2 separate regions of the Homo sapiens genome follow, and region 1 is linked to region 2. Evidence: chromatin contacts called from ENCODE Hi-C or POLR2A ChIA-PET data. All regions are on one chromosome and are shown on one strand. Each heading gives the region's core, a stretch centred on a gene start or an enhancer-like site at or near the end of the contact. The rest is flanking DNA. Distances are from core to core; before and after follow the strand shown. Region 1 holds the start of STX3 (syntaxin 3). Region 2 holds the start of LINC02739 (long intergenic non-protein coding RNA 2739).

What was found. A loop is a pair of places that touch in the nucleus more often than their neighbours do. ChIA-PET counts read pairs that join two places held with the same protein, here RNA polymerase II (POLR2A). Pooled maps may share reads with other maps.
Region 1: a pooled map shows a loop between it and region 2 (3-fold over the local background). The contact joins the promoter of STX3 here to the promoter of LINC02739 in region 2. A Hi-C loop is called at or near these places in 21 of 168 maps with a recorded cell type or tissue (B cell, CD4-positive, alpha-beta memory T cell, CD8-positive, alpha-beta T cell and 16 more), 9 of 37 single-sample maps with no recorded cell type and 29 of 50 pooled maps. POLR2A ChIA-PET finds 5 or more read pairs at or near these places in 5 of 52 experiments (HCT116, HepG2, MCF 10A and 2 more).

Annotation. Positions count from the first base shown.
Region 1 is chr11:59,753,540-59,757,041 of GRCh38, reverse strand. It overlaps STX3 (syntaxin 3), which reads right to left and starts at 1,666. Exons shown (of 11, transcript NM_004177.5): 1 at 1,407-1,666. The coding sequence starts at 1,436. RefSeq lists a silencer at 1,466-1,725 and enhancers at 2,596-2,755, 2,692-2,986, 2,752-3,046, 2,736-3,236.
Region 2 is chr11:59,564,661-59,568,059 of GRCh38, reverse strand. It overlaps LINC02739 (long intergenic non-protein coding RNA 2739), which reads left to right and starts at 1,930. Exons shown (of 5, transcript NR_187292.1): 1 at 1,930-3,045. TRF-GAA2-1 (tRNA-Phe (anticodon GAA) 2-1) reads left to right here and starts at 1,608; the gene lies at 1,608-1,680. RefSeq lists enhancers at 1,635-2,134, 2,110-2,289, 2,135-2,636.

The DNA of each region.
Region 1 (3,502 bases), core at 417-2,916, 190 kb before region 2:
TCCCACAATAGGCAACTGTCCCTTTGCTTCTCTCACTTCCCCAGCTACCTGCCTCCTCCGCAGCCCTGCTACACAGAACAGGTGAAACAGGAATGAAGGTCTCATCCAAGCAAGGGAGAAAAAGGATAAACTCTTGTAACATCATCCCAGCAGTCCCTGACATCTGCATTTTCCCAAGAGCACTCACAGTTATTAGCATATTTCACCATTTATTAAGTCCCCCGTGCCATGCACCCTAAAAGTGTTCTTAAGCATCTTCTGTTGCATTTCGACCTTACAACTACCCATTTTACAAATGACAAAACTTAGGCTGGGATTTTAAGGGATCACCAGTAAGCAGTGGAGCCAGGAGACAACCCCAGTTCTAATCCAGTCCAGTGCTTCCCAAACTGTAATGTGCCCATGAATCACCTGGGGAAATGGATGAATAATTAGATTCTGATTCTGCGGGGCTAGACTCAGGCCTAAGCTGCTACACTTGTAACAAGCTCCAAAGTAGATGGACTAAACTCTTGAGTGTCAAGGGCTAGATTTTAATTCTATTAAGGTAGAACCTGTGCCACTGAATCTCCAAGGCTTAGCACTGGACCTCCCCATAGAATACACTCAATAATTATGTACTGAATGAGTCAATGAATATCTGGCTTAAAACCCTATGCGTTAACCCTTTTCTGTATCAAGTTCCATTGTATCAGCTGATCCTCCCAACAAATTCCTAGGGTATGATCATTCCCATTTGATAGATAAGGAAACAGAGACTCACAGTAAGTAACCTAAGGCTTTACAGCTTTTGCGCAGCCAAGGCTGGAGGTAGTCTACCTTCAGATCCTTTGACCTAACCACAGCTGTTCCAAAAGATACGGCGGGGGAGGGGGGGACAATGACACCCGGGGATAACAATTACAGACCACCGGTTGGAGAGGAGCTGACCCATCCCAGCATGTGACCGGCTCACAGCTCCAGAGGTCACCAGAGAGCTCTGAGCTGCTCCCTGGGGGAAGGGGCAGCCAGGCCTGTAGCACCTCAGGAGAGAAACAGGAAAGGGAGAAGGAGGCTGGTCCTGGGCATAGTGCCAGGCAGCAGTGGGCAGGTGGTGAAGGGACCCCTGACCTCCCGGGCCCAAGCACCCGCTTCGGGAACCAGCTCTGGACAGACACTGTCCAGCTTGCGGGGTGGGAGAGTTAGAGGCGTTCAGGAAAATCATTGCCTAGCGATGAATCACCGGGCACATGACCCCGCAGGGGAGGGGAGGGGAGGGTGCGGAACCGGCGCGGGAAGCGGTGGGGGCTTGGGGAGGGCAAGCCTCCGGCTCGGGCCCCCCTCCAGCCTCGACTTGGGGAGCAAAGGGAAGCCCCTCTCCCATGCAGCACCCCTCCTGGCAGCACCCCGCCTGCGGCGAAACTCACGGCCTTCAGCTGCTCCAGACGGTCCTTCATCCTGAAGCCCAGGCGCCCGGAGGCAGGTAGCGCGTCCCAGGTGAGCGCGTCCCAGGTGAGCGCTTCCCAGGTGAGCTGCCGGAAGCGGCGGCCGGGCCCGCCGGGGCGAAGGAGCTGGAGGCGCAGGCGGCGGCGGGCGGCGGCCGCTAGCTAGGAGGAGCGTCCGAGGCCACGGGAGCCTCCGCCGCGCAGCCCCCTCCGCCCCCACCGGCGCCTCGCGCTCCAAATCCGGCTCCCGGGCCGGCGCCGGCGCAGCGCTGATCCGCCCTGGACCCGCCCCTACCTGGCCGCGCCCCTCGCTCCTTCTTAAAGGGCCCGCGTCCCGCCACCGCCCGGCCGCCCGGGGCGTCTCCAAAGCCCCCTTCCCTAACCCGAGAGCCCTCCAGACACGCGTGGAGTCCGGGGAGAGGCCCCTGCACCGGCGGATCCTGCCGCAGGGCCGAGGAAGAGCAAGAGCGACTGTCTGGCTGCGGTCATTCGCTGTCTGTGCCGGGCTCCTCGCTAGGATCCAGTTCTTAGCCGACTCCTTGCTAGGCGGGGACAAGCTCCCGAAAACAAATAAGACAATGTGATGTGGGCTACATTGGGTGGCAGTCGAGTGTTCTAAAAATATCCCGCCAGGAGGAAGGCATTCCGAGTAGCGGGATCCCGCGCAGCCTCAGGGCTGCTGGCAGTGAAAGTGGGGGGATGGAGGAGGTGTCCAGAGGAAAGACCTGGAGATCTGGAGATACAGGACGGTCAGGGTGGTCAGAGAATTTGGATCTTTTGCTTGTTGGAAATCGGGACCGCTCCGAGAAACGTAAGCAGCTCGATGTTGTTAGTGCCAGTGGAGACACTTGGCACTCACAATTTGCAGACGTTTGGGAAAGCATCGTTTCTCAAGAGGACCCCGTTCCCGTGTCTGTAAATCAGAGATGGTACCCACTTCGTAGTTCGCTGTGAAGCCTGTGAGCGAGGAGGGGCTTTAAAATACAGAACTTTGCACTGGAGCGCTCCCCGTCCTCGCAGCCTGCTTGGTGTGCAGGTGGTTCCCAGGCGGCTTCTGCTTCCGAAAAGCAGATCGTCCCTTTATCTCGAGTCTTCTCCCCGCCTCTCCCTCTTCTCCCTACCCTATTTGTCTTCTTGGGAACAAATGGCACATTCATCAGAGTGGAGATCCATAAACGGGACTGGCGAGCCGAAGATTTAATTCTGAAGAATAGGATCTGCTCTGTGCTTTCAGGTTAAAAAGCTGTAAATATCTTTGTAATTCTAGCAGTACTTTGCCCTCTTCTGCCATCTGAACGCGTGCTCCCTGCTGACCTCATCGGCTCCCATAAAGATACGGTGCGTATGGCAGAGGTCGGGCTTTGAGCCGGCCCCGCGGGTCTCGGCCGTAGTTCTCTCTCGCGTCCGGCACACTTCCTTCTGCCCGCTGTGCTCGCTGGGCAGGTTGTCCCCGCCTTAGTACCAGGAGGGCTTCCGCGCCCCCTGGTGGTCATACTAGGAAAGGCGAGTAGATCAGAAATACACACTGTCCCACCTCCTTCCCCTAACACATTTTTGGGGAGTTTGGGGGTTGTTTGTTTGTTTGTTTGTTTGTTTGTTTGTTTTTTAGACAGAGTCTCATTCTGTTGCGCAAGTTGAGTGCAGTGGCGCGATCACCGCTCTCTGCAGCCTCGATCCCCTGGGCCCAACCCATCCTCCCATCTCAGCCTCCCAAGTAGCTGGGATTACAGGCGTGCGCCACTACGCCCGGCTAATTTTTGTGTTTTTTTCGTAGAGATAGGGTTTCGCCATGTTGCCCAGGCTGGTCTGGAACTCCTGTATTCAAGCCATCCGCCCGCCTCGGCCTCTCGAAGGGCTGGGATTACAGGCGTGCGCCACTGCGCCCTGCCCCTTAACAGATTTTTGTTAGTGGGAATACGTAGTTCCCCGCGCTTCAAGAAAATAGAGTCTTCCGCGAGAGGCCGAGATATGAACAACCCTTCACGTTAGGAATCTGAAAAGGACCATTGGGGTCTGGAGTAAAAAATTCTCTTTCCACAGCAGGAATCAAGGGTGGCCTGTCTGCCTCTGCTCAGAGG
Region 2 (3,399 bases), core at 681-3,180:
TGATTGGTCAGGCTCACCCAGATAATCACATATTTTAGAGTAACCTGTACTATATAATATCACCTAATAACAGGTTATAAATTAATATGATGAATTTCATAGTCCCAGGGATTATGCAGGGTTTTGTGGGGCTGGGAGGGTGTTTTGTGGGTCATTTTAGAATTTTTCGTACTTCAACTACCAAGGGAAACCAAAAGGGTGAAATTTAAGCTAAACAAATGATAGGCTCTTGAGTCTGAAAAAACTGTAAAGTCACCTAGTTTAGGCGTGACAGCCACAAACATCTCATTTCAGATGTACTCTTAATCTTTCTTGAGAATGACAGTCTATACTCATCCTCCATTTTAAGCCTATTGTTTATAAATTCTAAACTAAGGTCATGGCGCTTTTATTTCAAATTGTAATGAGTCCATGCTGGCTCCTTATTTATGAAGCAAGTGAATACAAAGCATTGAATTATTCTAACAGCCTTATGGAGTTTATATAAAACTTTTTTTTTTTTGAGACGGAGTTTTGCTGTTGTTGCTCAGGCTGGAGTGCAATGGCGCAATCTCGGCCCACTGCAACCTCCACCTCCCTGGTTCAAGGGAGTCTCCTGCTTCAGCCTCCCGAGCAGCTGGAATTACAGGCGTGCACCACCACGCCCGGCTAATTTTGTATTTTTAGTAGAGACGGGGTTTCTCCATGTTGGTCAGGCTGGTCTTGAACTCCCGACCTCAGGTGATCCGCCTGCCTTGGCCTCCCAGAGACACCGCATCTGGCTAAAACATTTTTCAGTGAATAAATGCAAGAGATGAAAATTATGAAATGGGAGGTGGAGGAGGAATAAAATCAGCATATTAGAGATATTATTAAACCACAACTTGCTTCTTAGAGTTTGAGGGAAGCCTGACTTAATTCTTTTTTTTGACTATATATATTTAAAAATGAAAAATGCCAAGATGGTATTCCAAAAATTGAGGTATATTTTTAATGCTAGGTTTAGCAAATCAATGCTTTTAACAAATACTGTACAGTGACTCTATGTTTACCTCATGTGGAGGTAGCATTGAAAGTCTACATTTGAAGCCTTTACAAATGGCCTTCCTTACCTCTTCTATATATCCTGGATTTCAATCTGAAGATATCTGTAAAAATCACAATGTTTATATATATCTACCTTGCAAAATCTGCCTTTGCACAAGAAAAACAAGTATATTTTAAAAATTTATGGCAGTATTGTTTTTAATAATGAGATATAGAAAAAGGTAAAAAAGCTGATAGTTGTCAGTTTGATTACATAGATTATGTTATAACCATACAATCCAATACTGGCGAACGTGGATTAAAAAGTATGATAGGTCTACATAACTGCCATGAAAAAAGTCCATAATATGTTTTTAAATGAAAAAAGCAAATTGCAGGGAACTTAAAACAACAACAACAACAAAAAACCCTGAGAAAAGTGATTTATCACTTCAGTTTGTAAACAAGGGCCTTGCCTTATCACCTTTGTAACATTTGTAAAATGCCTACCTCTAGCTGAATCCATATGATCTTTGTTACCACGGAACAAATACTATTTTATTATAATTATGTAGAAAAAAAGAAAAACGTCTTCCACGGCAGCCGAAATAGCTCAGTTGGGAGAGCGTTAGACTGAAGATCTAAAGGTCCCTGGTTCAATCCCGGGTTTCGGCAGCGCTTCCGTTTTAGGCGTTAGTCATCACTACATGTGATTTCTGCAGTTAACAGGGTCTTTCTGCAGTTAACAGGGTCAACACCCTGTGGGTTCTCACGCGGGCTGGGGCAGTTAAGGGAAACCTTATCGTCATTTTCCCCTGGGAGGGAGGATACTGGGGACATATGTCTTACCTTTTAAACTGCCCAGTACGAAGTTACGCCTCTGCCCTCACTTGGGACCTGGTTTGAGACAAGCTCTTCCGGAGCACTGCGCATAGCTCACTTTCTTGAGCAACCCTGTGTCCCCGCACCCCGCTCCTCTTCTTTCGGGTTCTAGGCAGCCGTGGGCGCTGCGACCCTTCTCTCACTGTCAGAGGGGCGGGAGCTCTCGGCCTGCGCCGCCTCCGCTGCCTGCTTGGTCGCGGGCTTGCCGGGAATGGTGACAGCCCGGGCCCCCTCTTGGCCAAAGAAGTCCTCGAAAGCGTTCGGCGCACGGGCTTTGTCCAGCTTTTTAAACCGTAACAAGGACCGGGGCCGGGCGCGGTGGCTCACGCCTGTAATCCCAGCATTTTGGGAAGTCGAGGCGGACGGATTACTTGAGGTCATGAGTTCGAGACCAGCCTGGCCAACACGGTGAAACTCTGTCTTTAAAAAAGAAAACAAAAACAATAACAAGGACCCTAGAACAGCTCTTAGGTGGGGCGGGAGACAGAGATCGGAAGCCCTTTCTAGTTTAAATCTACACTAGGGTTAGAAGACCAAATACAGGACGTCCAATTAATTTCCTTTTTTTTCTTTTTCCTTTTCTTTTCTTTTTTCTTTTTTTAAGATGGAGTCTTGCTCCCATGCTGGAGTGCAGTGGCGTGATCTCGGCTGACTGTAACCTCCGCCTCCCGGGTTCAAGTGATTCTCCTGCCTCAGCCTCCGGAGTAGCTGGGATTACAGGTGCCCGGCTAATTTTTGTATTTTTAGTAGAGACAGGGTTTCACCATGTTGGCCAGGCTGGTCCCGAACTCCTGACCTCAGGTCATCCTCCTGCCTCAGCCTCCCAAAGTGTTGGGATTACAGGCACGAGCCACTGAACCCGGCCAAAATTTGAATTTCAGAGAAACAACAAATACTTTTTAGTATAAACATGTCCCAAATATTGCATGGAATATACAAAGTACATATTTGTTGTTTCTGTGAAATTGGATTTAACTGGACACCCTGTATTTTTATTTTCCAAATTGCAAGTCACTTGTACATCATATCCTTGCACCCCTCTGAACCCTATGCACCACCTTCCCCACCCCAGCAAAGATATCCAGACGCTGTATGCAGGAAGAACTGAATTTCAGAGGACACCGTTTGATCTTCAACACCTGGCAGTTTACAAAACAGGTTTGTATCCATTGGCTAATTTGTTATCAGCACCAACAGAGAAGCTCCTGGCAGAGATCACTAGGAAACACCCCGGGAATCGGCCATCCACCAGTTTCTAGGCTTCCAGAGTTGTCCATGCTTGTCTGGCATGGGGGCGGAGGTCAGTGGAACTCGGAGGATATGGATTGAATTTCAGTAGAAAGCCTCATTAAGATGATGAACCACAGCCGGGCATAGTGGCTCACGCCTGTAATCCCAGCACTTTGGGAGGCTGAGGCGGGCGGATCACCTGAGGTTGGGAGTTCAAGACCAGCCTGACCAAAATGGAGAAATCCCGTCTCTACTAAAAATACAAAATTAACCGTGCGTGGT